Linked DNA regions of Homo sapiens: region 1 is linked to region 2. A link is an interaction called in ENCODE POLR2A ChIA-PET data of the cell type or tissue named here. Cell type or tissue: Panc1. All regions are shown on one strand. Each heading gives the region's core, and the rest is flanking DNA. Links, peaks and the distances in the headings are about the cores only.

The links. ChIA-PET counts read pairs that join two places held together with the same protein. Peaks named below come from ENCODE experiments on the same cell type or tissue, not always from the same donor. Only the 100,000 strongest peaks of a DNase experiment are listed, where the experiment ranks them.
Region 1: POLR2A ChIA-PET joins it to region 2 with 14 read pairs; 4 of 35 experiments call an interaction of 5 or more read pairs at or near these places.

The regions. Positions count from the first base shown.
Region 1 is chr6:85,682,064-85,698,239 of GRCh38, forward strand. No RefSeq gene overlaps it. Among named protein-coding and RNA genes, the nearest start is that of SNHG5, 11 kb to the left of the region's middle. In Panc1, for the core only: no CTCF peak of the experiment used is centred there; no DNase peak of the experiment used is centred there.
Region 2 is chr6:85,857,935-85,874,110 of GRCh38, forward strand. It overlaps the pseudogene LOC100133102. Among named protein-coding and RNA genes, the nearest start is that of SNHG5, 190 kb to the left of the region's middle. RefSeq lists an enhancer at 4,598-5,098. In Panc1, for the core only: a CTCF peak has its summit at 6,790 (motif pointing left); no DNase peak of the experiment used is centred there; H3K4me3 peaks cover 1,195 bases; H3K27ac peaks cover 990 bases.

The DNA of each region.
Region 1 (16,176 bases), core at 3,594-11,593, 180 kb before region 2:
ATGGCTGCAGGTCCATCCATGTTCCTGCAAAAGACATGATCTCATTCTTTTTTATGGCTGTATAGTATTCCATGGTATATATGTACCACATTTTCTTTATTCAATCTGTCATTGATGGGCATTTAGGTTGATTTCATATCTTTGCTATTGTGGATAGTGCTGCAATGAACATTTACGTGCATGCGTGGTCTGTACTTTTCAAGTGCTCAGTTGTCACATGTGGCTGGCCGCTGCATTGGACAGCACACGTGTAGGGTGATTCATATAGATGTTTGAGAACCACAGTCTTAGGGTAAGAGAGGTACTACATATGTGATATACAGTCCAATCCTTTTTTAAAAAAAACCTTCCATGTTATTATTATTCTTTTTTATACGGACAGGGTCTTGCTCACTCAGGCTGGAGTGTAGTAGTGTGATCACAGCTCACTGCAGCCTGGAACTCCTTAGCTCAAGTGATCCTTCTGCCTCAGCCTCCCAAGTAGCTGGGACTACAGGTGTGTACTACCACACCTGACCAATTTTTTTTTTTTTTGGTTGAAACAGGGTCTTGCTCTGTTGACCAGGCTGGTCTCAAACTCCTGGCCTCAAGCAATCCTTCCACCTGGACCTCCCAAAGTGTTGGGATTACAGACATGGGCCATCTTGCTGAGCCCCGAATTACTTTTGATTCAAAAACTAATAACTGTAACAAGGGCAATGCAAAAATGAAATTAACTCAGAGCCTGATAATTGACAACAGTGCCTTCCTGTGAACGTGGTCAATGACTATAAAGTCAGTACACAACTCCTTTAAGATGTTTATCTCTTCAGGAAACAAAGATGAACTGAGGGATGAAGCCATCAGTTATTGCTCCCATACCTAAAACAGTCAAGCGAATTACTACCAAATATTTGAAGTGGCTTAATAAATATCAATACTGAAATTAAAAGTGTCTTGGAAGTCTTCATTATACTGAAAATAAATTCTTATATTCTATAACAAACTTCCTGATAAGATAATCACTTCAGTCATTTTTTTGAAGAAATGTTCACTGAACCCCTGGTGCATGCACTGTGCTTCAGATAAATCTAATGTGAATATACAAAAATCAACCTTGAAGGAATTTGTAGTTTAGTAAAAAGTAAAAGTGTCCACCCAACTTTTTACAAAGTTTAGAAATGAGATATTGTGAGGGACACCATTATAATTTTGACCATGAAAATGCAAGGTAGGGAAGGGTACAACATATGGTGAGCACTTGTTATATGCTGTTAGGTTCTTGTATGTGTTAGATCATGTACTCTTCAAGACAATTCTGGTGTGTATTTTTAACTTTATATTAGAAATGAGCAAAGTGAGGCATGGAGATCTCAGTTAACTAATGTTCCCAAGTGTTTCTGACCTTAAATGCATAATCATGTCACCACGGCATTATGTAGCTGTGCTGAAGTAAGAAATGAAGGATGTGATGATGAGAGGAAGAGAGAAGAGAGGAGTGAAGAAGAGAGGAGAAGAGAGGAAGTGGAGTGGAGCCCAGGTGGCTTAGAGAATGGCAGCTAGTTACTGGTTTGGGAGCAAGGAAAATAAGATAATTCCATTTTGGTTGTGTTAATTTTTGGGTGGAACATTGGTTGGTTATGGTTGTCCAATGGACCATCAGAAATGTGGACCTGAAGGCAGAGAAGAATCAGCACTAGAGGAGGACCATTGGCAAACACTAATGTAGAAGGGATGATTGAAGCTATGTGAACAGATGAGTGTGGAGAGAAAAGGAAAAAAGAGCCAATGGTGGTGGCCTAGAATTAGAATTAGTACTATAGTGTGTGCAAGTAGCTTACAGTAGACAGCCTTAAAAAGATAGTCAATATAAAGATCTGGTTACAAAATTATAAGAAAAAAGTACACAAAGATTTTGGTTAAATCATGGGAGAAACATGTATAAGAAGTTAAGTATTGCAGGCATAATTACCTTATTCCAAAACAGAAAAATAGCCTTAAAAAAGAATTAACAAATTATATGACAATTGAGAAACAAAGGAATTGTATCTCTTAGTCTAATATTCTTTTTAAATTTTTCCCCAATATCTGATCTGGCCAGTAAATTCTAGGTTCCATGGTAGGACAGCCAACTGTAAATCTTACGAATACTCCAAGAAATAGTAAAGTTAAAGAGTTAAATTAGGGAAAATATCTTGTGTATGTGGAAACATTAAGGAGGCAGGTTGGTTCTTGAGTCTGAAGTTCAGAAGAGAGGTCAGGGCTTGAGTGTCATTGGCATGAATAAGGAATTTAAAGCCTGACATGAGTGAGATCATCAGAGAAAATATAAATACAGAAGAGGAAGAAGCCCAGGACAGGACACTGAAACACTGCAAAGTTTAGAGTTCTAGTAGAAAAGGAAGAGCAAACAAAGGAGACGCCTTGGGAAAACTGGAGAATATGATACCTCACAAATGAAGTAAAAAATTTTAGGAAGAGGTAGGTGAATTGGGTTCAATGTTTCTGAAAGATCAAGTAAGAACAGAAATGACCACTGGATTTGGCAACATGAAGATCACTGGTGATCTTGTAAACACAGTCTCAGTGGAATCATGATGATGGAAGTCTACTTGAAGAGATTGAGGTAAGAAGGCAGAAATAGGTCACTAGGTAGAGAGGGATGTAAGGACAAGGCACTCCTTTGTAAATAGGAAATACTAGAGTATATATGTTCATGGGAGTTATTTAATAGAGGGACAGTATTTATGATGCAGGACAAAGAGGCAAAAGTTATAGGAGCCAAGCCCTTGAGAAGCCAAGAGGAGATCCTTTCCAGAATACAAATGGAGATCTTTGATTGGAATAGGGACACTTCATCTGTTTCATTTGTTGAAAGAGAAGGCAGGTATTGGGAAAGGCTATCATGTGCAGCCTGTCCACCCATGCATGGCCACATGAGTGTGCCTTGTGACATGGGCCTAGAAGACTTTTTTTCGTTGAGATAAGGAGTCCTTACATCCTGAGTTGGACATGTCACCTTATTTGGTAGTATCTTTCCATGTTCCGGGCTTGATGTGTACTTCTTTGTTCTTTGTTCTGCTTAAAGTATGTGCAGCACACAGCACCTGGCCAATCCCAGTACTATTACCTATTCCTAGTTGGAAAGGAAGGGGTTTCTTTGCCCACAGCCCAGGTAGGATGCATAGAGACCATTATGCTGTGTCAGCTGCCTGGCAAGACCCACTGCGGGGTACCATACTCAAATCGAAGCTAATCTTGCTCTGTCTCTTCTCTATGTGAGTAAAGTGTTGTTCTATCCAGTACCTCTGTGAATTGTCTTTCCTGGTGATCCTGTCACCTGCAAACCATGCAGTGGGATGACATCCTCGGACTGCTCCTCCTTACGGTAGACAACAGGTGTTACTTGCTCGACAATTTGGCACAGCAAGCAGGGTCTGCCAGTCCAGCCATCTCAGGATGGTGCCAGCTCCCTGAGGGGATGATGGGCTGACTGAGCTGCTGGCTTCCCTCTGGTTGCATGGGGGGGTACATGGGAGTTGACATTCTCCCTGTTAACAAGAATAAACTGGTACAATGGATGAGGGTAGAAATGCAAGAGGTGGGCCCTATGAAAAATATAGGATAACTATACCTTGGCTCTGGCTAGCCAACTTTACACTCCCAAACCATCTGCCGACTCTCACTGTGTCCCAGGGGTTGCAGAAAATGCCTGAGGGGAATCAAAGGCCCCCACACAGGAAACTCCTCCTGCTCTGGTCACTTACAAGTCCCAAGTAAGACCTGTTTTCAGTATCACGTAATCATCGATGGTGTTGCTGAAAATGAAACTTAAAATGAGTACCTTCCTTGAAAATGAAATAAGACTGAAAAACAGACATGGGCAGAGGCCAGGGGAGTCCTAGGTGGCTTTGGTAGTTACTTGTTTGATGAGGTGGTGTTGTACGCTTTAGTGTCTCATACTGAGTGGCTCAGTATAGGTAAGCTAACCACTGACCCCCTGCTGCAACATTATTTTGCTTACATTGAACAGGACAACCAACAGGACAGGGATAGAGATGAGTCCTAGCTGCTCTTGATCTAGGTTGAAAAGATCTTGATAATGGTCTTCCCAACTGTGGGGGACTTCCTAAAATCCACTCGAAAGCCATCCATAAAGCCAAAATCACTCTTAAGGAAAAAGTCATACCTGACTGTGTGACCCTGCTCCCAGCATATGGATGATGCAGTGGAAGCCTTCATGTGACAGAGGTCTCCCCAAACCTGAAGACCCCATTATCCCTACTGTTGTTTCCTGAAATGATCATGGGGAAGCAATGGAAAAACTCCACTGAGTGTCCAGCTTTGGGATAAAAACAAAATGGTTTCGGTGGTTTCCAACAACTTGAGCTGAATGGAGTTCTCAACAATAGGAAGCAATGTCCAGAGGACCAAAAGAGGAAACCAATGGATGTCAAAGGGAAAAAACAGAGAGAACAGGGCTGACCCACAGAATAATATGGCTTTCATTGTTAAAACGAGGGATAGACAAGGCTGGGAGCGGTGGCTCATGCCTGTAATCCCAGCACTTTAGGAGACCGAGATGGGCGGATCATCTGAGGTCAGGAGTTCGAGACCAGCCCGACCAACATGGCAAAACCCCATCTTTACTAAACATACAAAATTAGCCGGGTGTGGTGGCGCATGCCTGTAATCCCAGCAACTCCAGAGGCTGAGGCAGGAGAATCACTTGCACCTGGGAGGTGGAGGTTGGAGTGAAACGAGATTGCGGCATTGCACTCCAACCTGAGTGAAACTCCATCTCAAAACAAAAAAAAAGCCCGGGGGATAGATGAAAGAAAGATTGATGGGATCCCTGTAGAAGATCTTGGCCAATGCTATCAGGCGGAGAGAAGTGTCACTAAATTAGAGGTTAGGATCCTAATCTTAGCCATAAAAACAAAAGTGTGGGCTCATGAGATTGAAAAGATTTAGAATCCTGTATAGTGTCAAGTCCCTGAATATGGGGACTATGACTTCTCTGTGCCCTGAACAGGACAATCAGGAAGACAATGTTGACAGTGAATAGAGTGAGTCAGACAGGGAGTAGGTATGATTGTACTCACCTATACCCTGACCTTAATTAATTAATTAACTTTTTGAGATGGAGTCTCCCTGTGTCACCCAGGCTGAAGTGCAGTGGCATGATATTGGCTCACTGCAACCTCCACCTCCCAGGTTCAAGAGATTCTCCTGCCTCAGCCTCCCAAGTAGCTGGGATTACAGGTGCCCGCCACCATGCCTGGCTGATTTTGTATTTTTAGTAGAGTTGGGGTTTCACCATGCTGGCCAGCCTTGTCTTGAACTCCTGACCTCAAGTGATCCACCCACCTTGGCCTCCCAAAGTGCTGGGATTACAGGAGTGAGCCATTGCACCTGACCCTGACCTTAATTTTTTCAACAAAAATAGAACTAAGGGGGATAAAACTAAGGTCTCTAGGTCCCCACTGGGGACCAGAGCCCTATGCTCCTGCCAAGATTAAAAAAAATAAAAAATAAAAAGCAAATCTAAACTTTTTTTTTTGATATGGAGTCTTGCTCTGTCACTCAGGCTGGAGTGCAGTGGTGCGATCTCTGCTCACTGCAACCTCTGCCTCCCGGTTCAAGCAATTCTCCTGTCTCAGCCTCCTGAGTAGCTGGGACTACAGGTGCATGCCACCATGCCCGGCTAATTTTTATATTTTTAGTAGAGACAGGGTTTCACCATATTGGTCAGGCTGGTCTTGAACTCTTGACCTCAGGTGATGCACCTGCCTCGGCCTCCTAAAGTGCTGGGATTACAGACCTGAACCACCACACCTGGCTGCAAATCCAAACTTTTCCCAGATGGCAATAATCCTGGGACTCTGAAGGAGTAAGGGTAAACTGATGGAGACAGATTCATATGCTTTTGGGTAGGGCCCTTTGGGCCATTTTGGGCACAATGTATTACAGGTATTGACGTTTTGGTTACTTGCAGCATCGCTGCCACTTCAGGAGATATGCTCCCTCACAACAAAGGATTTAAGCCATAACAGTGAGATATGTCAGCTCCCACCTACAACCAAAGTTATCCAAGCCCCAGCAGGTTATTCTACAAAAACAGTACTACATAACAGGTAAATGAAGGGACATGACCCTGTTGATATAAAACTTGCTGCAGGCAGAAGTTATGCATCACTTTATTTCACTGTAACAGCCAAGTCTGGACTGTACAAAAGGCCTCAGGATCCTGGAGGTTGACAGTAGACTACCAAAGATTATATGCTTAGGTGCCACCCTTGGCTCCTGTGTTACCTGACATCATTACTATCACTTAGGCAATGGTGGCCTACACAGAGACCAACACATTATTGATCTGGCCAAGGCCGCCTTCTGGATTCCTTTGTAGGATAAATATCAGGACCAATTTGTATTCACATAAATGACCTACAATACACTTTCACTGTAGTTCCACAGGGATACATCAATTTTCCTGCAAAATGCCACCAATAGGTAGGGCTAGATCTGTAACAAGCACAGTTACCCTCAGATATATTTGTCATTCACTGTGATAATGACATCTTCATTGCTGGCCTGACTGAAACAAACAGGTTGACCAGGCCCTACCTAAGCTCATAGACACCATGGCATGTAGACTGAGCCCTCAAGTCCAAGGCTCAACAATTGGAGTTCCTAGGAGCCACCTGGCTGGTAATCAGAGTATTCTTTTTAAGTAAAAAAAAAAATTACTGTCCTTGATAGCACTCATAAATAAGAAAGGAGCTCAAAAGCTAATGGGCCTGTTTGGATATTAGAAACAGCATGTACCATGTCTGGGTATTCTTTTGGTCCCTTTAATCAAGATTACTCAAAAAGTGGCCACCTTTAAATGATCCGTGGATCATTTAAAGGTGGCTTTAGAGCCCCCAATAACAACAGGCTCTAAAGGTCATACAACATGCAATGATATGGGTCCTGCCAGTAGGGCCAAGGAAGCCTGTCAGAACTACAGATCTCACTTACTCCTACTGAGATTGAACCTGTGATAACAAGATACTGTTACTTGGATGTATTGATCTCTTGGGTTTTAAACTTATAAATTACCTGAGGCAGCCAGTTACACCCCCTTTAAATGGCATCTATTAGCCTGCTTTTGGGACCTGATGGAAACAAATAATCTGACCATTGAAGTGCTGTATGTGACCTTAAAACCTAAGCTGCCCATCCTTATATGGGTACTCACTAATTCTGTTAATAAAACAAGCTCAGCAAAGCTCTGTCATTAGATAAAAATGATATATCTAAGAGGGAGCCTGATTGGGGGCCCAAAGGGTTAATCAACTCCATAAACAAATATCTATTTTGCTGGAGGAGACTAATGACCCAAAGGGGATCCTTCCTTCCCAATCTTAACTAAATGGGTCTCACAGTTAAAAGATGTTCCAGCAGATGGTATGGCTTGGTTCACAGATAGATCCTTGAAACTGAAGTCCAATGGGACACTGTGGCTATCTGCCTCAAGGATGGCCACCTTCTGAGACCAGATAAGAACACTGTCTAATGGGTTGAACTTTATACAACAATGATGTCTGTACAGGCCATTCCAACAGCAAATCCCTCCTATGTATTTGCAGACTCATGGGCCTCACAAATGGGCTAATCATAGAGTCCAGTGCCTAATGGATGAAGAATTAGACCACAAAAGGCTCCCCTATGTGGAAACAAAAACTGTGGTAACAGTTTGCAAACTAGAAAGGAGAGATGAACCTTTTATGCTCCCTATCACTCTCAAGCAAAATGTAGGATAGTAAAATGATAACGTGGGTGACTCAAATAATGCCAATGAAACATGGCACTTCAATGCATATTAGAAAATACTGAGGTCAGATGCAGTTGCTAACACCTGTGGTTCCAACTACTCAGGAGGCTGAGGGGGAGGATCGCTTGAACCCAGGAGGTGGAGGCTGCAGTGAGCCATGATCATGCCACTGCACTCCAGCCTTGGTGACAGAGTGAGACCCTGTCTCAGAAAATACTGAGTTTGGAGTGGGTGGAGAACTAGGCAGATGCCTGATTAGGCTGTGCCTCTGAAATCCCAATCTCAGTATACCCAACCATTCTTTTTCTTTTTTCCCACTGGAACACACTACTCAGGGGTGGTTTGTGGTCTGTGTTGCAGTGGCACCACCAGTAGGGTCTCTGATTCAGACCTGAAGGCAATGCTACCTTCAGGTGCCTCCCTCTTGTGGATTCTGTGGAGATGAGGGAAGGAGTGATAGACTGTCAGGACACTAGGATTCCCCTGGTTGTGTTTGGAACTCCCAATTCCTCCATATAGGTGGACAGTATTTTAGGGCATGTCAAATTTGTTCAGGATGTGACCTTCTTCCCTGAGTTGGATGATTAGGGCTGAAAGGTTAGGGTTAAGCAATGGGATAGTGGATCCTCATGAAAATTGTAGCCTCAGGACACAAAGAGCCTTGGTAGCTATATTTGAGTAAGTGTCATCCCAGGTCATTGAAAAAGAGTGTCTTTGGCCTCAGGAGGTTTATGCAGAGGGGATGGGTTAGGAATATTAATCTTTCCTCTTCTCATTCCTGCTTTGCCTGGCATGACAACACTGATGAGAATCAGCACAGTTGTGGTGAGAAGTGGTGAGCTCAAAGTATGCAGGATTTGCCACCCCACGATGAAATCCCTTTCATCCCACACTCCCATTGTAGTGGCCTGGCCAGTGCACAGTGACTCGAACCTTCTCCAAGCCATCCAAGACCAACAAAACTCACTGAATTCACTAGCCAAGGTGGTGATGGGCAACTGAATATCCTTGATTATTTGCTGGCAGAATAGGGTGTTTTTATGTTATTGCCAACACGTCTTGCTGTGTATGTATCAATAATTCAGGGAGGGTAAAAACTGAGCTGGAGAAGATCCACACTCAGGAAGACAGTTAACATCTATACACTCACAGTTTCCTTGGACTCGTTTTAATCTCTTTATTTGGCTTGATCCAGGCACTTGGGGTTCCTGGGTAAGTGCCTGGTTAAGCCCAAGTGCCTGTTTCTGTAGTAACCCAGATGGAATGCTGTCTCAAAATGACAGGGAGTCTCTGAGATAAACTACACCCATAATGAGTTGTCCAGAGGCCCCACAAGAACCAACTTCACCTCCAAATCCTGGCCAGGTTAGTGGTCCTACCAAATTTGATGTGCGTTACCTGCTATGTCAGCATCCAAGTATGGATTAGGGGTTGGACTGTTGGGAAAGACAGTTGTGCACAGCCTGTTGACCCTTGCATGGCTGCATGAAAGTATGCCTCAGGTCTGGAAGATATTTTTATATGGAGATAAGGGGCCCTAGGACCTATGCTGGGCATATCTCCTTATTTGGGAGTATCTTTCCCTATTCTGGGTGTCATCTGTACTTCTTTATCCTACTTAAAGAATGTACATTATATGACACCTGGCCAGCCCTACTGCTCTATCTGTTCCCAGTGAGAAGGGAACAGGGTCCTTTGCCTGTAGCACAAGAGGGATGTGTGAAGACTATTACCCTATGTCAGCTGTCAGGCAAGACCTGCTGCCATGGCGGACCAATGCACACTATTGAAACTCATCTTGCTCTCTTCTCTAGGTGAGTAAAGCATTGTTCCTTTCAGTGCCTGTGTGAGTCATGTCTTTCTTAGTGACTCCAATACCTGCAAATCACATAGTGGGTTGACATCCTGATGCTGCTGCTCCTGATGGTAGGCAACAAGTGTTGCTTGATAGCAGGATTTATAAGTACAGAAAATAGAGGTCCTCAATCATTTGTATTTTCTTAAATGATTATGAGGCAAGGTCATCAACTGAGAAAGGAAAGTTGGCAAAAGAAAGGAAAGAGAAAAGAAATGTGAAATTGTTATTATGCAGAAGAGAAAAGCAGGCAGACTAGGGAAGTAAAGTAGGATTGACGGGCAGTCTGGAGTGCCCATGAGATTTATGGCCATAAATGTAATGTGAGTAAAATTGTAAGCTTTCTTTTTCTAGAGGTATTCAGACACTTGGGTGCAGGTGTGGAGTATGTGGGATTAATTAGGGTCAAAGCTTTGTCAGGTAAGAAAAGGAAGAAAGAAAGGGCTGGAGGAGTTAACGGCTTTTGCAAGGAAATGATTTTAGCGGTGAACAAAAATATAAGGTGGGTAAGGGAATGCTTTATAGTGAAAAAGGGATGGTGTTCCTGGACTGAAAATTTTATTAAGATCAAAGAAGAGCTTCTGTGCAAAGACTAGAAGTGATAGGACATGGGCGGGCTAGAGAATAAGGTTCTGGAATTTGGGATTTTGGAGGTAGTATAGTTGTTAAAGACAAGAATCAAAGTATTACCATGGGAGTGAGTGGATGGTTGAGATAGAGTGGTAAATCGATCATTGGAAGGAAGAATCATTGGAGGTTGAGAAACTGAGAGTCAAGTTGTTAGGTGGATCATCACTGAATGTTGACAACATACTTATGTTGATAGGAGTATTGGTACAAGTAGACTATAAGACAGGTGCTAGAGTCATCAGCACTGTGAAGATTATAGCCTAGGGAGTTGGCAGATGACAGCAATGAGAAGAAGCTAGTGCTAAAATATCCTGGTCTGCATAAAAGATTATGGGGCTTTATAGGAGGAGAGTTAGGATAAGGTTTGGGAGCCACAATAAAAAGCAAAAGAAGCACTTCTCCACCTCCAGATCTGAGTTCCGTGGGTGATTCATTTTGGGACATTTAAAGTTTGAAATGTCTGGAGATATCCAATATTAAATACCAAATATGCCGTTGAATATACAAGCCTGGAATTTGGAAGAAAGGTGAAGGGTGAACAAATTTGGGATTTGTAGTAGAAATTCATCATTTTTGGTCACCTAGCTTACACAGTGATTCTCCCTTCTTTCAAATTGTCTCATTTTTTTTTTTTTTTTAGTGTGGATTTACCCTTCATTTATTCTCAGCTTATATTATTTGGATCTACTTACCCTAATCCCTCAGGTAGGCCCTGATTGACTTAACCACTCAACAAACCCCACCACTTGGCTACAGTAATTGGTCTGCTGTGATGAACACAACTCACTGTGAGAGTTAGACTGGACATTTTTGCCTAATTATTGGAAAAAAGAAACTTTCTTTTTCCTATTGTGCATTAAACATGGAGGATGTGAAATCTGAGAGTGCTGCAACCTTCTTGTAACCATGAGAGAAGAATCTATTCCATTTGAGAATTAAGTCAACACTCTGAGAGGAAGAGAGAACAGCTGAGCTGTGAGGTGGAGAGAACAAGGTTGTAGGCATAGCATTTGAACTTGATTGATTCCTGTGGCACTGGCATTTAGCCATTCCTTAGTAGAAATCAGGTTCCCCCAGAAATCAGTCAGTATGGAAGAGGGATACACAGGATATGGATACTGAATGGTGTGAATACTGAAAGGTATAATGCATCAGAGCCATTACTATAACAGTCTCTGACAATCTGTTTCTACTAATTCTTAGACCCCTTGAAGCTCATCCGTGGTGCAAAGGGATAAATTAATCCCACTTTACCCCATACAAGAAAAAAAAAATCAGCTATGCTAATTATCTTACATTTCTCATTCAAGATCAACTCCTCAACATTTTCCACAGTGTTTTATGCTACAGGAAGCTGACCTAGATGAACAGCACTAATGAGTTCCCTTGTCCTCTGGCTTCCCATTGGTTTGGGCTAATAGGGAGCCGCAGCAGGAGATTAGAGGGAGGAGGGAGTTGCTGTTGACATCCATTGAAGGGAAGTTTCTGTCAAGGTGGCCATCTCATACCTTTCCCCCTTTCCCTTGCACCTTCAGGCCCAGAAGTAAAGCTCACCGAGGCCCAGGATACTATTACTAAATATTTCTTTAAGACAGAAAGTAAAGGCTAACAGAGATACTATTCTCTTTTTTCCCTACACCTTACTCACCTTGTAAATAGCCTCTTTATTGAACTTTTCTCAAATTATCCATGTTTTCTGTTGGGAATCTAACTAATATTTACCTGATGAACTAGTTTTAAGTACCCTTAAAAGCATACATGCACTCATATACATAATAAAGAATATTCTTGTCTTGTCACCTTGGCCAATTTGAGTTAATCTTTTCGGTTTCTGTATACCAGCTTGACCTCATGGTTGATACATATATTTTTAACCCCATCCTCCAGTGTTATGCAACATTGTCTGAAGGAAAGCTATCTTTCAGTATGTCCTTGGGTAGCACCTTACATCTGTCCATTCTACTGCAGCTTCTCACAAGTCAATTATAGGCAGTGTTAAATAAAATGTTCAGATCATTCTTAAGCACTGATTAGAACGGCTGCAAGCAAATGCTTGCTTAGAAACTGGCTGAGAATGCTTATAGTAATCCAATTTTATACCTTGTTGAATTCTATAACTTGTTGGTAAATTTTATACAATTGCTGTTAGATGTTGTTTCTAACTTCTGTGACATACATCCTAGAATTTTAAATCCCTGAAATAAGGTTTGCAAATGATGTTACATTGACCCTTTCACCCCTTAGCTTTACAATATATGACCATGTGTTATGTATTTTGAGCTGAGCTCTGGTTTAGATAGTTTCACAATTCTTTAAAAGACAAACAGATAACAAACAGTTATTATAGATTGCTCAAAGATGTTTTAAGAGGAAGTCACGGCCATAGTTATGTATTTTATTAAAGTAATTTATCTTTTTTTTCTTTCTTTTTTTCTGGTTTTACCTTTCTTTCCTTTTTTTTATTATTATACTTTAAGTTCTAGGGTACATGTGCACAATGTGCAGGTTTGTTACATATGTATACATGTGCCATGTTGGTGTGCTGCACCCATTAACTCGTCATTTACATTAGGTATATCTCCTAATGCTATCCCTCCCCCCTCCCCCTACCCCATGACAGGCCCCGGTGGGTTATGTTCCCCCTCCTGTGTCCAAGTGTTCTCATTGTTCAATTCCCACCTATGAGTGAGAGCATGCGGTGTTTGGTTTCTTGTTCTTGTGATAGTTTGCTGAGAATGATGGTTTCCAGCTTCATCCATGTCCCTACAAAGGACATGAACTCATCCTTTTTTATGGCTGCATAGTATTCCATGGTGTATATGTGCCACATTTTCTTAATCCAGTCAATCTTTGATGGACATTTGGGTTGGTTCCAAATCTTTGCTATTGTGAATAGTGCCGCAATAAACATATGTGTCCATGTGTCTTTATAGCAGCATGATTTATAATCCTTTGGGTATATACCCAGTAATGGGATGGCTGGGTCAAATGGTATTTCTAGTTCTAGAACCTTGAGGAATCACCACACTGTCTTCCACAATGGTTGAACTACTTTACAGTCTCACCAACAGTGTGAAAGTGTTCCTATTTCTCCACATCCTCTCCAGCATCTGTTGTTTCCTGATTTTTTAATGATTGCCATTCTAACTGGTGTGAGATGGTATCTCACTGTGGTTTTGATTTGCACTTCTCTGATGGCCAGTGATGATGAGCATTTTTTCATGTGTTTTTTGGCTGCATAAATGTCTTTTGAGAAGTGTCTGTTCATATCCTTCGCCCACTTTTTGATGGGGTTGTTTTTTTCTTGTAAATTTGTTTGAGTTCTTTGTAGATTCTGGATATTAGCCCTTTGTCAGATGAGTAGATTGCCAAAATTTTCTCCCATTCTGTAGGTTGCCTGTTCACTCTGATGGTAGTTTCTTTTGCTGTGCAGAAGCTCTTTAGTTTAATTAGATCCCATTTGTCAATTTTGGCTTCTGTTGCTATAGCTTTTGGTGTTTTAGACATGAAGTCCTTGCCCATGCCTATGTTCTGAATGGTATTGCATAGGTTTTCTTCTAGGGTTTTTGTGGTTTTAGGTCTAACATATAAGTCTTTAATCCATCTCGAATTAATTTTTGTATAAGGTGTAAGGAAGGGATCCAGTTTCAGCTTTCTACATATGGCTAGCCTGTTTTCCCAGCACCATTTATTAAATAGGGAATCATTTCCCCATTTCTTGTTTTTGTCAGGTTTGTCAAAGATCAGATGGTTGTAGATGTGTGGTATTATTTCTGAGGGCTCTGTTCTGTTCCATTGGTCTATATCTCTGTTTTGGTACCTGTACCATGCTGTTTTGGTTACTGTAGCCTTGTAGTATAGTTTGAAGTCAGGTAGCCTGATGCCACCAGCTTTGTTCTTTTGGCTTGTCTTGGCAATGCGGGCTCTTTTTTGGTTCCATATGAGCTATAAAGTAGTTTTTTCCAATTCTGTGAAGAAAGTCATCAGTAGCTTGATGGGGATGGCATTGAATCTATAAATTACCTTGGGCAGTATGGCGATTTTCACAATATTGATTCTTCCTACCCATGAGCATGGAATGTTCTTCCATTTGTTTGTATCCTCTTTTGTTTCATTGAGTGGTGGTTTGTAGTTCTCCTTGAAGAGGTCCTTCACGTCCCTTGTAAGTTGGATTCCTAGGTATTTTATTCTCTTTGAAGCAATTGTGAATGGGATTTCACTCATGATTTGGCTCTCTGTTTGTCTGTTATTGGTGTACAAGAATGCTTGTGATTTTTGTACATTGATTTTGTATCCTGAGACTTTGCTGAAGTTGCTTATCAGCTTAAGGATATTTTGGGCTGAGATGATGGGGTTTTCTAAATATACAATCATGTCATCTGCAAACAGGGACAATTTCACTTCCTCTTTTCCTGATTGATTATCCTTTATTTCTTTCTCCTGCCTGATTTCCTTGGCCAGAACTTCCAACACTATGTTGAATAGGAGTGGTGAGAGAGGGCATCCCTGTCTTGTGCCAGTTTTCAAAGGGAATGCTTCCAGTTTTTGCCCATTCAGTATGATAATGGCTGTGGGTTTGTCATAAATAGCTTATTATTTTGAGATATGTTATATCAATACCTAATTTATTGAGAGTTTTTAGCATGAAGGGTTGCTGAATTTTTTCAAAGGCCTTTTCTGCATCTATTGAGATAACCATGTGTTTTTTGTCTTTGGTTCTGTTTATATGCTGGATTACATTTATCAATTTGCATATGTTGAACCATCCTTGCATCCCAGGGATAAAGGCCACTTGATCATGGTGGATTAGCTTTTTGATGTGGTGCTGGGTTCGGTTTGCCAGTATTTTATTGAGGATTTTTACATCGATGTTCATCAGGGATATTGGTCTAAAATTCTCTTTTTTTGTTGTGTCTCTGTCAGCCTTTGTTATCAGGATGATGCTGGCCTCATAAAATGAGTTAGGGTGGATTCCCTCTTTTTCTATTGATTGGAATAGTTTCAGAAGGAATGGTACCAGATCCTCCTTGTACCTCTGGTAGAATTCAGCTGTGAATCTGTCTGGTCCTGGACTCTTTTTGGTTGGTAGGCTATTAATTATTGCCTCAATTTTAGAGCCTGTTGTTTGTCTATTCAGGGATTCAACTTCTTCCTGGTTTAGTCTTGGGAGGGTGTATGTGTCGAGGAATTTATCCATTTCTTCTAGATTTTCTAGTTTATTTGTGTAGAGGTGTTTATAGTATCCTCTGATGGTAGTTTGTATTTCTGTGGGATCGGTGATGATATCCCCTTTATCATTTTTTATTGCACCTATTTGATTCTTCTCTCTTTTCTTCTTTATTAGTCTTGCTAGCAGTCTATCAATTTTGTTGATCTTTTCAAGATACCAGCTCCTGGATTCATTGATTTTTTGAAGGTTCTCCTTCAGTTCTGCTCTGATCTTAGTTATTTTTTGACTTCTGCTAGCTTTTGAATGTGTTTGCTTTTGCTTCTCTAGTTCTTTTAATTGTGATGTTAGGGTGTCAATTTTAGATCTTCCCTGCTTTCTCTTGTGGGCATTTAGTGTTATAAATTTCCCTCTACACACTGCTTTGAATGTGTCCCAGAGGTTCTGGTATGTTGTGTCTTTGTTCTTGTTTGTTTCAAAGAACATCTTTATTTCTGCCTTCATTTCGTTATGTACCCAGTAGTTATTCAGGAGCAGGTTGTTCAGTTTCCATGTAGTTGAGCGGTTTTGAGTGAGTTTCTTAATCTTGAGTTCTAGTTTGATTGCACTGTGGTCTGAGAGACAGTTTGTTATGATTTTTGTTCTTTTACATTTGCTGAGGAGAGCTTTACTTCCAACTATGTGGTCAATTTTGGTATAAGTGCGGTGTGGAGCTGAGAAGAATGT
Region 2 (16,176 bases), core at 3,130-11,129:
ATCCTCTCCAGCACCTGTTGTTTCCTGACTTTTTAATGATTGCCATTGTAACTGGTGTGAGATGGTATCTCATTGTGGCTTTGATTTGCATTTCTCTGATGGCCAGTGATGGTGAGCATTTTTTCATGTGTCTTTTGGCTGCATAAATGTCTTCTTTTGAGAAGTGTCTGTTCATGTCCTTCACCTACTTTTTGATGGGGTTGTTTGTTTTTTTCTTGTAAATTTGTTGGAGTTCATTGTAGATTCTGGATATTAGCCCTTTGTCAGATGAGTAGGTTGCAAAAATTTTCTCCCATTTTGTAGGTTTCCTGTTGACTCTGATGGTAGTTTCTTTTGCTGTGCAGAAGCTCTTTAGTTTAATGAGATCCCATTTGTCAATTTTGGCTTTTGTTGCCATTGCTTTTGGTGTTTTAGACATGAAGTCCTTGCCCATGCCTATGTCCTGAATGGTAATGCCTAGGTTTTCTTCTAGGGTTTTTATGGTTTTAGGTCTAATGTTTAAGTGTTTAATCCATCTTGAATTAATTTTTGTATAAGGTGTAAGGAAGGGATCCAGTTTCAGCTTTCTACGTATGGCTAGCCAGTTTTCCCAGCACCATTTATTAAATAGGGAATCCTTTCCCGATTGCTTGTTTTTCTCAGGTTTGTCAAAGATCAGATAGTTGTAGACATGCAGCATTATTTCTGAGGTCTCTGTTCTGTTCCATTGATCTATAGCTCTGTTTTGGTACCAGTACCATGCTGTTTTGGTTACTGTAGTCTTGTAGTATAGTTCGAAGTCAGGTAGCATGATGCCTCCAGCTTTTTTCTTTTGGCTTAGGAGTGACTTGGTGATGCGGGCTCTTTTTTGGTTCCATATGAACTTTTAAGTAGTTTTTTCCAATTCTGTGAAGAAAGTCATTGGTAGCTTGATGGGGATGGCATTGAATCTGTAAAGTACCTTGGGCAGTATGGCCATTTTCACGATATTGATTCTTCCTACCCATGAGCATGGAATGTTCTTCCATTTGTTTGTCTCCTCTTTTATTTCATTGAGCAGTAGTCTGTAGTTCTCCTTGGAGAGGTCCTTCACATCCCTTGTAAGTTGGATTCCTAGGTATTTTATTTTCTTTGAAGCAATTGTGAATGGAATTTCACTCATGATTTGGCTCTTTGTTTGTCTGTTATTGGTGTATAAGAATGCTTGTGATTTTTGTACATTGATTTTGTATCCTGAGACTTTGCTGAAGTTGCTTAGCAGCTTAAGGAGATTTTGGGCTGAGACAATGGGGTTTTCTAGATATACAATCATGTCATCTGCAAACAGGGACAATTTGACTTCCCCTTTTCCTAATTGAATACCCTTTATTTCCTTCTCCTGCCTAATTGCCCTGGCCAGAACTTCCAACACTATGTTGAATAGGAGTGGTGAGAGAGGGCATCCCTGCCTTGTGCCAGTTTTCAAAGGGAATGCTTCCAGTTTTTGCCCATTCAGTATGACATTGGCTGTGGGTTTGTCATAGATAGCTCTTATTATTTTCAGATATGTTCCATCAATGCTTAGTTTATTGAGAGTCTTTAGCATGAAGGGTTGCTGAATTTTGTCAAAGGCCTTTTCTTCTTCTATTGAGATAATCATGTGGTTTTCATCTTTGGTTCTGTTTATATGCTGGATTACATTTGTTGATTTGCCTATATTGAACCAGCCTTGCATCCCAGGGATGAAGCCCACTTGATCATGGTGGATAAGCTTTTTGATGTGCTGCTAGATTTGGTTTGCCAGTATTTTATTGAGGATTTTTGCATCAATGTTCATCAAGGATATTGGTCTAAAATTCCCTTTTTTGGTTGTGTCTCTGCCAGGCTTTGGTATCAGGATGATGCTGGCCTCATAAAATGAGTTAGGGAGGATTCCCTCTTTTTCTATTCAGTGGAATAGTTTCAGAAGGAATGGTACCAGTTCCTCCTTGTACCTCTCGTAGAATTCGGCTGTGAATCCATCTGGTCCTGGATTCTTTTTGGTTGGTAAGCTATTGATTATTGCCACAATTTCAGATCCCATTATTGGTCTTTTCAGAGATTCAACTTCTTCCTGATTTAGTCTTGGGAGGTTGTATGTGTCGAGGAATTTATCCATTTCTTCTAGATTTTCTAGTTTATTTGAGTAGAGGTCTTTATATTATTCTCTGATGGTAGTTTGTATTTCTGGGGGATTGGTGGTGATATCCCCTTTATCATTTTTTATTGCGTGTATTTGATTCTTCTCTCTTTTCTTCTTTATTTGTCTTGCTAGCAGTCTATCAATTTTGTTGATACTTTCACAAAACCAGCTGCTGGATTCATTAATTTTTTGAAGAGTTTTTTTGTGTTTCTATGTCCTTCAGTTCTGCTCTGATTTTAGTTATTTCTTGCCTTCTGCTAGCTTCGGATTGTGTTTGCTCTTGCTTTTCTAGTTCTTTTAATTGTGATGTTAGGGTGTCAATTTTGGATCTTTCCTGCTTTCTCTTGTGGGCATTTAGTGCTATAAATTTCCCTCTACACACTGCTTTGAATGTGTCCCAGAGATTCTGGTATGTTGTGTCTTTGTTCTCGTTGGTTTCAAAGAACATCTGTATTTTTGCCTTCATTTCGTTATATACCCAGTAGTCATTCAGGTGCAGGTTGTTCAGTTTCCATGTAGTTGAGCGGTTTTGAGTGAGTTTCTTAATCCTGAGTTCTAGTTTGATTGCACTGTGGTCTGAGAGACGGTTTGTTATAATTTCTGATCTTTTACATTTGCTGAGGAGTGCTTTACTTCCAACTATGTGGTCAATTTTGGAATAGGTGTGATGTGGTGCTGAAAAAAATGTATATTCTGTTGATTTGGGGTGGAGAGTTCTGTTGATGTCTATTAGGTCTGCTTGGTGCAGAGCTGCATTGAATTCCTGGGTATCCTTGTTAACTTTCTGTCTCGTTGTTCTGTCTAATGCTGACAGTGGGGTGTTAAAGTCTCCCAATATTATTGTGTGGGAGTCTAAGTCTCTTTGTAGGTCACTCAGGACTTGCTTTATGAATCTGGGTGCTCCTGTATTGGCTGCATATATATTTAGGATAGTTAGCTCTTCTTGTTGAATTGATCCCTTTACCATTATGTAATGGCCTTCTTTGTCTCTTTTGATCTTTGTTGGTTTAAAGTCTGTTTTATCCGAGAGTAGGATTGCAACCCCTGCCTTTTTTTGTTTTCGATTTGCTTGGTAGATCTGCCTCCATACTTTTATTTTGAGCCTATGTGTGTCTCTGCATGTGAGATGGGTTTCCTGAATACAGCACACTGATGGGTCTTGATTCTTTATCCAATTTGCCATTCTGTGTCTTTTAATTGGAGCCTTTAGTCCATTTACATTTAAAGTTAATATTGTTATGTATGAATTTGATCCTGTCATTATGATGTTAGCTGGTTATTTTGCTCAATAATTGATGCAGTTTCTTCCTAGCCTCGCTGGTCTTTACAATTTGCTATGATTTTCCAGTGGCTGGTGCTGGTTGTTCCTTTCCATGTTTAGTGCTTCCTTCAGGAGCTCTTTTAGGGCAGGCCTGGTTGTGACAAAATCTCTCAGCATTTGCTTGTCTGTAAAGTATTTTATTTCTCTTTCACTTATGAAGCTGAGTTTGGCTGGATATGACATTCTGGGTTGAAAATTCTTTTGATTAAGAATGTTGAATATTGGCCCCCACTCTCTTCTGGTTTGTAGAGTTTCTGCCGAGAGATCCGCTCTTAGTCTGATGGATTTCCCTTTGTGGGTAACCCGACCTTTCTCTCTGGCTGCCCTTAATATTTTTTCCTTCATTTCAACTTTGGTGAATCTGACAATTATGTGTCTTGGTGTTGCTCTTTTCGAGGAGTATCTTTGTGGCGTTCTCCGTATTTCCTGAATCTAAACGTTGGCCTGCCTTGCTAGATTGGGGAAGTTCTCCTGGATAATATCCTGCAGAGTGTTTTCCAACTTGGTTCCATTCTCCCTGTCACTTTCAGGTACACCAGTCAGACGTAGATTTGGTCTTTTCACGTAGTCCCCTATTTCTTGGAGGCTTTGTTCATTTTTTTAATTCTTTTTTCTCTAAACTTCCCTTCTCACTTCATTTCATCTTCCATCACTGATATGCTTTCTTCCAGTTGATCGCATTGGCTCCTGAGGCTTCAGCATTCTTCACGTAGTTCTCGAGCCTTGGCTTTCAGCTCCATCAGCTCCTTTAAGTCCTTCTCTGTATTGGTTATTGTAGTTATAAGTTCTTCTAAATTTTTTCAATGTTTTCAACTTCTTTGCCTTTGGTTTGAATTTCCTCTTGTAGCTGAGAGTAGTTTGATTGTCTGAAGCCTTCTTCTCTCAACTCGTCAAAGTCATTCTCCATCCAGCTTTGTTCCGTTGCTGGTGAGGAGCTTCGTTCCTTTGGAGGAGGAGAGGCACTCTGCTTTTTAGAGTTTCCAGTTTTTCTGCTCTGTTTTTTCCCCATCTTTGTGGTTTTGTCTAGTTTTGGTCTTTGATGATGGTGATGTGCAGATGGGTTTTTAGTGTGGATGTCCTTTCTGTTTCTTATTTTTCCTTCTAACAGACAGGACCCCCAGCTGCAGGTCTGTTGGCGTTTTCTAGAGGTCCACTCTAGACCCTGTTTGCCTGGGTACCAGCAGAGGTGGCTGCAGAACAGCAGATTTTCGTGAACCGAGAATGCTGCTGTTTGATTGTTCCTCTGGAAATTTTGTCTCGGAGGAGTACCCGGCCGTGTGAGGTGTCAGTCTGCCCCTACTGGGGGGTGCCTCCCATTTAGGCTGCTCGGGGGTCAGGGGTCAGGGACCCACTTAAGGAGGCAGTCTGCCCATTCTCAGATCTCCAGCTGCGTGCTGGGAAAACCACTGCTCTGTTCAAAGCTGTCAGACAGGGACATTTAAGTCTGCGGCGGTTACTGCTGTCTTTTTGTTTGTGCCCTGCCCCCAGAGGTGCAGCCTACAGATGCAGGCAGGCCTCCTTGAGCTGTGGTGGGCTCCACCCAGTTCGAGCTTCCCAGCTGCTTTGTTTACCTAAGCAAGCCTGGGCAATGGCGGGCACCTCTCCCCCGGCCTCACTGCCACCTTGCAGTTTGATCTCAGACTGCTGTGCTAGCAATCAGCGAGACTCTGTGGGCATAGGACCCTCTAAGCCAGTTGCGGGATATAATCTCCTGGTGCGCCGTTTTATAAGCCCATCGGAAAAGGGCAGTATTGGGGTGGGAGTGACCTGATTTTCCAGGTGCTGTCTGTCACCCCTTTCTTTGACTAGGAAAGGGAACTCCCTGACCCCTTGCACTTCCCGAGTGAGGCAATGCCTCGCCCTCCTTCAGCTCGCACGTGCTGCACTGCACCCACTGTCCTGCGCCCACTGTCTGGCACTCCCTAGTGAGATGAACCCAGTACTTCAGATGGAAATGCAGAACTCACCCGTTTTCTGCATCGCTCATGCTGGGAGCTGTAGACTGGAGCTGTTCCTATTCGACCATCTTGGCTCCATCCCCCTGATTCTGTTGGGGACACCCTTCTGTAGGTGTTTCTTCTAGCATGGTTAAGTGGGGTGACAATGACAAAACAATGTACACTATATTCATATCCAGCAAGGACAAAAGAGGTCCTTACCTGGGATAAAGGTTGAGCATAGTGACAGAACATTAGTAAAACAGTTAGTATACGGGAATACCACTAGTCCTAAGAAGATTTCTAACTACATTACTTGCTTGATGAGTCCTTAAGCTTCGGCTGTGCATAGACTAGTCAGCTTCTGGTGTGTGTCTACAACAGAGCTTGTTGTTTCCTTAAGTTTCAGCTGTGTATAGACTGGTCAGCCTCCGGAGTGACCAGAGCAGGGCTTTCACCCTCAGCAGCAGCTTGGTCTCATCTCAGGATCAGCCAGGTTGGGTGATCTGGGTCCTGCTAGCTGGTTCACTTGTCCTGAGCTGCTGGTTTTAGCTGACTGTGGTGGATCCAAGACACAACACCTGCAACTTTAACAGCAGTGGGAGTGGGGAGTGGACAAGGTTAAAATATAGGGCCCATCCTATGTGGATTGTAGAGAAATTAGATTCTACTTTTTAACCTGAACAGAGTCACCAGATTTAAAGGGATGTGAGGCTTACACGCATTTTCATGTACCTAATTATGAACACTTTGTATGGTTATTCCTAAAGCCTGCATTTGCTTTCTTAAGGCTAATTTCCCTAGTTCCTGGGGGTCACCTTTAATTTGAGCTATGATTTGGGGGTGGCTGACCAAACAAAATCTTATAGAGCAAATACCCAGTTTATTTGGTGGGGGTGCACCTGACTCGGAGGAGGACCATAGGCAAAAACCTGATGCTATCTCTAATGAATTTCCTGGCAATATTTCTTCAGTAGCTGCTTGAGTGTCCAGTTCATACGTTCTACCTTTTCCTGAACTTTGCAGCTGATACGCTGTATGTAACTTTCATTTTATTTTTAACAGTCTTGTTAAATTTTGCACTATTTCAGCTACAAATGCTGGCCCATTGTCTGAATATAAAGTTAGAGGCAGTCCAAACCTGGGGATAATGTTTTTTAACCGTACTTTAGTCACTTCTTGTACTTTTTCTGTCCTGGTGGGGAAAGCTTCAACCTGCCCTGAAAAGGTGCAATCAAGCACTAGCATGTACCAGTAGCTGGCACGGGGCAGTTCTGTAAAGTCTATAAGCAAGTTTTCACAAGGCATGGCTCCTCCTCCTGTTCAGTTTCCCAGAGGAGGGGTTCTTTTTCTCCTCTTTTGTAACTCCATCTAGTGGCTTAGCCATCAGTGAGAAACTGGAATCCAGATATAGCAGAATCCTGCTGCTTTTAACTTCTAATGTGACTGTGGGCTCCTGAAAGCCTAATGAGAAGGTGCTCGGTCTGTCCAAGTCCTTACATCCTTCAGCTTCTGCCAGCCTGATCAGATCAGTATTTGGTTTCTCCAAGGTGTGGCAGCCCTTGGCCAATGGCCTCTTTGTCTCGTGGCCTTGGCCATTTCCCTCATTGCCTTCTGAACATTCATCCTTCCAGTGTCCTTTCTTTTTTCATCTCACACATTAATCTCTTTCTAGCCTTGTCCTGCTCTTGAATCCTTGCCTAACTTGACTTCTTCCACCTCTATGTCTGTGTCCACTGTGTTCTTTCACATTGCTAATCTCTCTTTCTATAATAGCTGTTGCCAACAATTGACCTTTTTCTTAAGCCTTCAATTTACTTTCCTTTTTCCTTCCTGAGTTCTCCTGCTCCTGCAGCCAGCCAGTGGGGCTGGGCATTGGCACGGGCCCTGCCCCTGCACACTGCCATCTGTCTCTCCTGTTTCTTTCTGATTTCCCTTTTACTTTCTTCTTTCCTTTCTCACACTTACTCTTACTTTCTCCTTTCCTTCTTCCTTGCTCTTCTCCTGGCGTCGGTTCCCAGGCCCCTCTTTTTCCAGATAAAGCTGGGCTGGGGAGAGGGACTTAACCCTTGGCATGCCTAGCTGCTGTGCTTGTTGCTTTTGCTCTTTCCCATTTTGTTCCCTGGTCACAGTTAACATACACCTTTGTGGCCACTTTTATAGACTGGGTGGTATTCATGCCTGCAACTTCTGCTTGATGTCACCCTGGGCTTGCCCTACAAATGAAGTATTTACCATATGCTGATGTTCAGCAGAGTTAAATGGGGTGTAAAGCCAGAATGCTTCACAGAATACCTCATAAAACTGACTTAGGCTCTCGTCAGCTCCCTGAAGCACTTCTGAAATCTTCCTTATATTAATTGCTTTCCTTCTACCAACTCTTAGCCCCTGCAGAAGTGCCTCTAGCTAACTCTGCAAATGCTGGAGCTGAGTTGCATCCTCTGGGTCCCAGGTGGGATCCTGGTCATCATAACAGATAAGTCCTTGCATCTTCCTGAGAGGCATTTGCATAGCTTGAGCACAGCCAGATCTGAGACGGCCCACTTGACTCTCTTGACTTCTTTCCGTGGCCTCTCGGGGCTCTGATCCTCCCTTTCGAGGTGAGATCTGGGGGGTGTTAGCTCCTGAATCTGTTTCCTGGGGGGCTGTTGGTCTTGGTAAAAGGGGGGTAGGCTGGGACGTATGGAGAAAGAATTTCTGTTACCTCTGGAGGCTCCTGTAAAACTGGCTTCTCTTGCTCTCTCTAGGATTCTCCCTTTAACTCTGTGTCTGCTGGCAAAGCTGCTCTTACTTTCACTTTTGGCTTTTTTGCTATAAGCCATTAAACAGGGCTGGATCTATGCCAGTTTTGTCTGTATTGTATTTAACCATGAGTCAACATAAAGGAATTTATCTGGGTACACTGGCTGTCCTCTGACCCCTGCCACCACCTTAAATACATGGCCAATTGTTCCTTGTCTATAGTTCCTTCGGTCGGCCATCCAACACCAAAAGTGGGCCATTCTAATTCACAGAGAGTTCTCAACCTCTTAGGGGTTAACTTAACTGTATAATCCCCTGCAAAACCTTTCTTAAGGTTCCGTAACATGCACTCTAGTAGAGTAAGTTTTGATGTTTTGATGACTTTCCTCCCATTCCTCCTTTTACGACACAGCACATTCACTCTTGCACACTCACCCTCTCGTTTTGGCCGGTTACACCGTCTCCTATTATGGGATTTTTCAGATGCTGCTTGACTTTGGAGAGGTTCTTATTCCTACTACAACTCTGACCTGTAGGGCAGCTCCTATTAGCTGTATGCAGATTTCCACTAGTCTTAGTCAGCCCCACACTTTCTTGGAGCACACAGTCCACATTAAGATCTGTGACTCCCCACTTTGCAGCTGATGAGCCTAATTAGGTCCCTGCATTCACACACTTTCACACACTTTTAGTTCTCATGTTTGCAATCGGGGTGGTGAGCCACTCTTGCCCCCTCTAGTTTTGCAGTTGGGGTGGCAAGCCACTCTTGCCACCTCCAGTTCCCAGTTGGGGTGGAGAGCCACTCTTGCCACCTCTAGTTCCCAGTTGGGGTGGCACGCCACTCTCACCACCTCCAGATTACTAGCTGACTTAGTGAGCCACTCTCGTGTCCTGTGTCGGTGGGGTGTGAGTTTCATCTGAATTGGTGAGTCACTCTCATCACCCCCAGCCCCTGTGGGTCAAACTATTCAGCACACCCCAGGAGGTGATCAGGCTCCCCTTCTGTCCAAGGGATGGGTCCTGCCTTAGGCCTCCAAAACCTTACCGCAGTTCCTGAAGCACGCTGTTTTTGAATTCATCCTGTAGTCTCTCTTTAGGTTCCATGGTGCTGCTGGGTAGGGGCACTGGGTCAGGGGAGAGCTGATCTCCCTTCTGGGCTGAAGTCCTCCCGGTGGTGCCTGGGGTCACAGGTTTCCTGAGGCCCGTGCTCCAACCCCAGAGGCAAAGGAGACAGTAAGCCTGCTGTCTCCATTCACTTCGTGGTCACCAAAAATGTTGTAAACTGAGGAATGGTGAGACCAATACCGAGTACAGGAGGATTTGTTTATTTTAGGCACACACTGGCTCAGAGGATTCACGTCCAAAAGCTGATCCCTGAACAAAGACAGAGTGGGGTTTTTATAAGCAGCCTTACAGAAGCAAAATAAAAGCAGTAGCAAAATAAAAGCAGTTAATCATACAGTAATAGGTCACATAATCTATAGCATAACATTAACTTGTGACCTAGCCTGTGGCCTTGTAGCTGCATTAAAAGAAAAACAAGAGCTGGCTAAATACAGATATTTGTAAAACCTAATCATGCTATTCATGCTTAAGAAGCCTGGAAAAAGAGTACCATAAAAGAACCTTTCTCTTTATTTTCTTTCAGCCTTGCTCTGGAAGGGAGGGGGTGTGTCTGCAGCCTATTTTTTTGGCCTTGGCTATTCCAACAGAGTTATCATCTAACTGTCCTTGAAATGAGCTGCTAGGTGAAGGAAAACTTGTTCTTTTTTTTTAACCTTTGCCTTGCCACATTCTGGGCCTTAGCTTTTACTTTTCTTGGAGTGAATAAATGCAGTACTTATTATTATTATTATTTTAAATTTCTGCCTCATGGCAACTACTATTTTTTCTGTATCTATGAATTTGACTACTCTAGACACCTCCTATAAGGGGAATCATAAAGTATTTGTCTCTTTGTATCTGGCTTATTTCACATAGCATAATGTCCTCAAGGTGCATCCAAGTTGTAGCATGTATTAGCATTTACCTCCTTGAGGCTGAATAATATTCAATTGTATGCATGTACCACATTTTGCTTATCCATTTAGTACTCAATAAACACTTGGGTCATTTCTATGTTTTAGCTATTTAGAATAATGCTGCTATTAACATGGGGGTACAAATATCTCTCAAAGTCCCTGCTTTCATTTTTTTGAGTATATAGCCAGAAATGGATTCACTGGATTACATGGTAACTCTGTTTTTGATTTTTCAAAGTTATTGCCATGCTGTTTTCCACAGTGGCTGTACTATTTTACTTTCTGAGCAGCAGCGCACAAGGGTTTCAACTTTTCCACTTCCTTACTAATATTTGTTATTTTCTTTTTCTTTTTAATATTAACAACCCTAATGGAAGTGAAGTGTTATCTTGCAGTTTTGACTTGCATTTCCCTAATGATTAATGACGTTGAATATCTTTGCTATTTGTGTGTCTCCTTTGGAGAAATGTCCATGCAAATCCTTTGTCTATTTTTGAATAAGGTTATTTGTTTTCTTTTATTGCTGTTGAGTTTTAGGAGTTCTCTATATATTCTGGATATTAATCTCATATTAGATACACGAGTTGCAAATATTTCCTCTCATTGTGTACATTGCCCTTTTACTTTGTTAATATAGTCTTTTGATTTAAAGACATTTAAAATTATTCTTGGGCAGTTTCCCTCAGCTTTGTCTGACGGAAGCTGCTGGGCTTCTGCTTCCAGCTGGTGGAGGGTGAGGCATTGCCAATAGTGGCCAGGCATCCAGTGCTGGTAGCCTGCATCTGTGCCCCACCCGCAGCACCCTGAGCCCACTATTTCTGCCGTAGGCAGCCCAACCAGCGGCCGAGATGTAGGCCATCAAGTATGTGGTGGTGGGAGATGGAGCTGTAGGGAAAACTTACCAACTCATCAGTGATCAGCTATACAACCTGGAGAATATATCCCTATTGTCTTTGACAATCACTATGCCAGTGTTATGTTAAATGGGAAACCGGTGAATCTGGGTGTATGAGATACAAGTGGACAAGAAGATTACACAGGTGGACAGATTATGACCCCCACCCCCGTTCCTATCCACAAACAGATGAATTCTTAATTTGCTTTTCCCTTGTGAGTCCTGCGTCATTAGAAAATGTCCATGCCAAGTGGTGTCCTGAAGTGCAGCACCATTGTCACAACACTCCCATCATCCTTGTGGGAACTAAACTTGATCTTAGTGAGAGAAATACAAGACTGAAACACTGAAGAAGAAGAAGCAGACTTCCATCACCTAACGGCAGGGTTTAGGTACTGTAAAATACCTGGAGTGTTCAACCAGGCCTCAAAATAGTGTTTGACGAAGCTATGCAAGCCGTTTTCTCCTGACCTCCCTTGAAGTAGAGGAAGAGAAAATGCCTGCTCTTGTCGATATCCGAGCCCCTTGTTCTTGGTCCTGTCACTGGAACTTTTGTTAAAAAACAGCAAAACAAAACAAAATAAAAAACAAAACAAAACAACAACTAAAAACCCCAAAGCACAAAAAAACCTGTGGAGCCTTTGCACCCAGTACCGAGTTTTTGTTACAAATCATTTTTTCCATAAAAGCATTTTGAATCAATCAATAATTTTAAGGGTTTTCTTGTTGTAAATGTGGAGTTTAGATTCACATTCTATTAAAATGTAGTCCTAAAATTGAAAAAAAAGTTCAAGAGTTTTGCCTATTTTTTCTTTAGTTTCCTGTGCTTTTGGTGTCATATCCAAGAAATTGTTGCCAAATCCAATGCCATGAAGCTTTTGTCTTATGGTTTTTTCTAAGAGTTTATAGTTTTAGGTGTTACATTTCAGTCTTTGATCAATTTTGAGTTATTTTTTGTATATGATATTAGGTAAAAGTGCAACCTCATTCTTTTGCAAGTGGATATCCAGTTTTCTAAGCAGCGTTTGTTGAAAAGAATGTCTTTTCTCTCTTGAATGGTCTTGGCACCCTTGTGAAAATCATTAGACCTTAAATGTGAGAGTTTATTTCTGGGTATCCTCTTCTATTTGATTGGTCTACATATCTATCTTTATGCCAATATTACATTGTTTCTTTTTTCTTTTTCTTTTCTTTTTTTACTGACCCATTGGTAGACATACACTTTTAATTACCGTAGCTTTGTAGTAAGTTTTGAACTCAGGTAAATCCTCTGGGTTTGTTCTTCTACATGATTGTTTAGGCTATTCACAGCCCCTTGAAATTATTCATAAATTTTAGAATGGATTTTTCTATTTCTGCCAAAAAGTCATTGGGATTTTGATAGAGATTGTACTAAAATTGTAGATTGCTATGGTAGTATTGAGATCTTAACAATATTTAGTCTTCCAATTCATGAACATAGGATGTTGTTCCATTTATTTATATTTCCTTTAATTTCTTTGGAAATATTTTACAGTCCTTGACTTTCTTGGTTAAGTTAATTTTGAAGTACTTTATTCTTTTTGATGCTACTGGAAATAGAATTGTTTTCTTAATTTCCTTTTCAAATTGTTCATTGTTACTGTATAGAATTTGTAACACACAGATTTTGGTGTGTTCTCTCTGTATTCTACTACTTTGCTGAATTAATTTAATTAGTTCTAAAATTTTTTTGTTGAATCTTTGGGTCTTTCTACATGTAAGATTCTATCATCCATGAACAGAGATAATTTTGTTTCCTTTCTGATTTGGATGACTTTTATTTATCTTGCTTACTTGCTCTGGCTAGGACTTCCATTGTTATGTTGAAGAAGTGGTGAAAGTGACACCCTTGCTTTGCTGTATGTTTTTAACATAGGCTTGTATTATATTGAGATAGCTTCCTTCTATTCCTAGTTTGTTGAGTGTTTCTATCATAAAAAGGGTGTTAAATTTTGTAATTTTCTTTCTTTTTTTGAGACAGAGTGTCACTTTGTCGCCCAGGCTACAGTGCAGTGGTGTGATCTCGGCTCACTGCAAGCTCCGCCTCCCAGGTTCACACCATTCTCCTGCCTCAGCCTCCAGAGTAGCTGGGACTACAGGCGCCCGCCAGCACGCCCGGGGAAATTTTTTGTAATTTTTGTAGAGACGGGGTTTCACCATGTTAGCCAGGATGGTCTTGATCTCCTGACTTCGTGATCCACCTGTTTCGGCCTCCCAAAGTGCTGGGATTACAGGCGTGAACTACTGCACCTGGCCAATTTTGTAATTTTTCTGCTTTGAGATTATGTGTTTTTTTCCCTTCTTTTTGTTGATGTGATTATTACACTGATCAATTTTCATATGTTGAACCATCCTTTCGTTCAAGAAATAAATTTCGCTTGATTAGAGTGTACAATCCTTTTAATATGCTCAATTTGGTTTGCTAGCATTTTGTTGGTGATTTTTGCATCAATGTTTACATGGGATATCTGTAGTTTTCTTATAGTGTCTTTGTCTGGCTTTGGTGTTAGATTAATGCTGGCCTCTTAAAAAGAGGATTATTTTCTTCTCTTCAATTTTTTTGAAAAATCTTGAGAAAGACTGGCATCAGTTCTTTAATGTTTGCTATAATTTACCAGTGAAGCCATTAGGTTCATGACCTTTCTTTGTTAAGAGGTAATTGATTACTGATTCAATTTTCTTACTATTTATAGAGCTATTCAGATTTTTTTGTTTCTTCATTGCTTAGTTGGTAGGTTTTGTTTCCAGGGACTTGTTCATTTCATTTAGGTTATCCAATTTGTTCTCATACAGTTGTCCATAGTACTCTCATATTCCATTTTATTTCTGTAGAATGAATAGTAATCTCCTTTCTATCATTTCTTATTTTAGTAATTTTGGCTTACTTTTTTTTTCTAGTCCATACAGTGAAAGTTTTGTCTTTTTTTTTTTTTTAAAGAGCCAACTTTCAGTTTTGTTGATTTTCAATTATTTTTCCATTCTCTATTTTGTTTATCTATGCTCTATTCTTTATTATTACCTTCCTTCTGATAGCTTTGAGTTTACTTTTTCTTCTTTTTCTGGTCTCTTAAATTGTAAAGTTAGGTTTTTTATTTCAGATCTTTCTTTTTTAATGTAAGCATTTATAGTCATAAATTCCTCTTTTAGCACTGTTTTTGCTGTGTTACATAAGTTTTGGTCCTTCCTTCTTTCCTCCCTCCCTCTCTCCCTCCCTCCCTCCCTTCCTTCCTTCTTCTCTCTCTTTCTTTTCTTTTCTCTTTTCTTTTCTTTCTCTCTCTCTCTCTCTCTCCCTTCCTTCCTTCCTTCCTTCCTTCCTTCCTTCCTTCCTTCCTTCCTTCCTTCCTTCCTTCCTTTCTTTTCTTTCCAAACTGGAGTGCAGTGGTGCAATCACTGCTCACTGCAGCCTCAAACTCACTGGGCTTTGGTGATCATGCCGCCTCAGCCTTCCAACTAGCTGGGACTACAGGCATGTTCCACCACACCCAACTAATTTTTGTATGTTTTTGTAGAGAAGGCCTTTTGTCACGTTGCCCAGGCTGGTCTTGAACTCCTGGGCTTAAGCAAACCACCTGCCTTGGACTCCCAAAGTGCTGGGATTACAGGCATGAGTCACTGCACCTGGCTTGTTTTCTTTATTTTCATTTATCTCTCTCTCTCTCTCTCTCTCTCTCTCTCTATATATATATATATATATATATATATACACACATAGGCTTGTATTATATTGAGATAGCTTCCTTCTATTCCTAGTTTGTTGAGTGTTTCTATCATAAAAAGGGTGTTAAATTTTGTAATTTTTTTTCTTTTTTTGAGACAGTGTCACTTTGTCACCCAGGCTACAGTGCAGTGGCATGATCTCAGCTCACATATATATATATACATATATATATGTATATATGTATATGTATATATATACATATAACTTTAAGTTCTGGGACACATGTGCAGAACGTGCAGGTTTGTTACATAGGTATACACGTGCCATGGTGGTTTGCTGCACCCATCAACCTATCATCTACGTTAGGAATTTCTCCTAATGTTATCCCTCCCCTAGCCCCACACCCTCTGACAAGCCCCAGTGTGTGATGTTCCCCTCCCTGTGTTCATGTGTACTCATTGTTCAACTCCCACCTGTGAGTGAAAACAAGGCGGTGTTTGGTTTTCTGTTCTTGTGTTAGTTTGCAAAAAATGATGTTTTCTATCTTCATCCATGTCCCTGCAAAGAACATGAGCTCATCCTTTTTATGGCTGCATAGTATTCCATAGTGTATATGTGCCACATTTTCTTTATCCAGTCTATCAGTAATGGGCATTTGGGTTGGTACCAAGTCTTTGCTATTGTGAACAGTGCCACAATAAACATACATGTGCATGTACCTTTATAGTAGAATGATTTATAATCCTTTGAATATATACCCAGTAATGGGATTGCTGGGTCAAATGGTATATCTGGTTCTAGATCCTTGAGGAATTGCCACACTGTCTTCCAAAATGGTTGAACCAATTTACACTCTCACCAACAGTGTAAAAGCATGCCTATTTCTCCACATCCTCTCCAGCATCTGTTGTTTCCTGACTTTTTAATGATTGACATTCTAACTGATGTGAAATAGTATCTCATTGTGGTTTTGATTTACATTTCTCTAATGACCAGTGATAATGAGCTTTTTTTCGTATATTTGTTGGCCACATAAATGTCTTCTTTTGAGAAGTGTCTGTTCATATACTCTGCCCACTTTTTAAAGAGGATATTTGTTTTTCTCTTGTAAATCTGTTTAACTTCTTTCTAGATTCTGGATATTAGCCCTTTGTCAGATGGATAGATTGCAAAACTTTTCTCCCATTCTGTAGGTTGCGTGTTCACTCTGATGATAGTTTCTTTTGCTGTGCAGATGCTCTTCAGTTTAATTAGATCCCATTTGTCAATTTTGCCTCTGTTGCCATTGCTTTTGGTGTTTTAGTCTTGAAGTCTTTGCCCATGCCTATGCCCTGAATGGTATTGCTTAGATTTTCTTCTAGGGTTTTTATGGTTTTAGGTTTGACATTTAAGTCTTTAATCCATCTACAGTTGATTTTTGTATAAGATGTAAGGAAGGTGT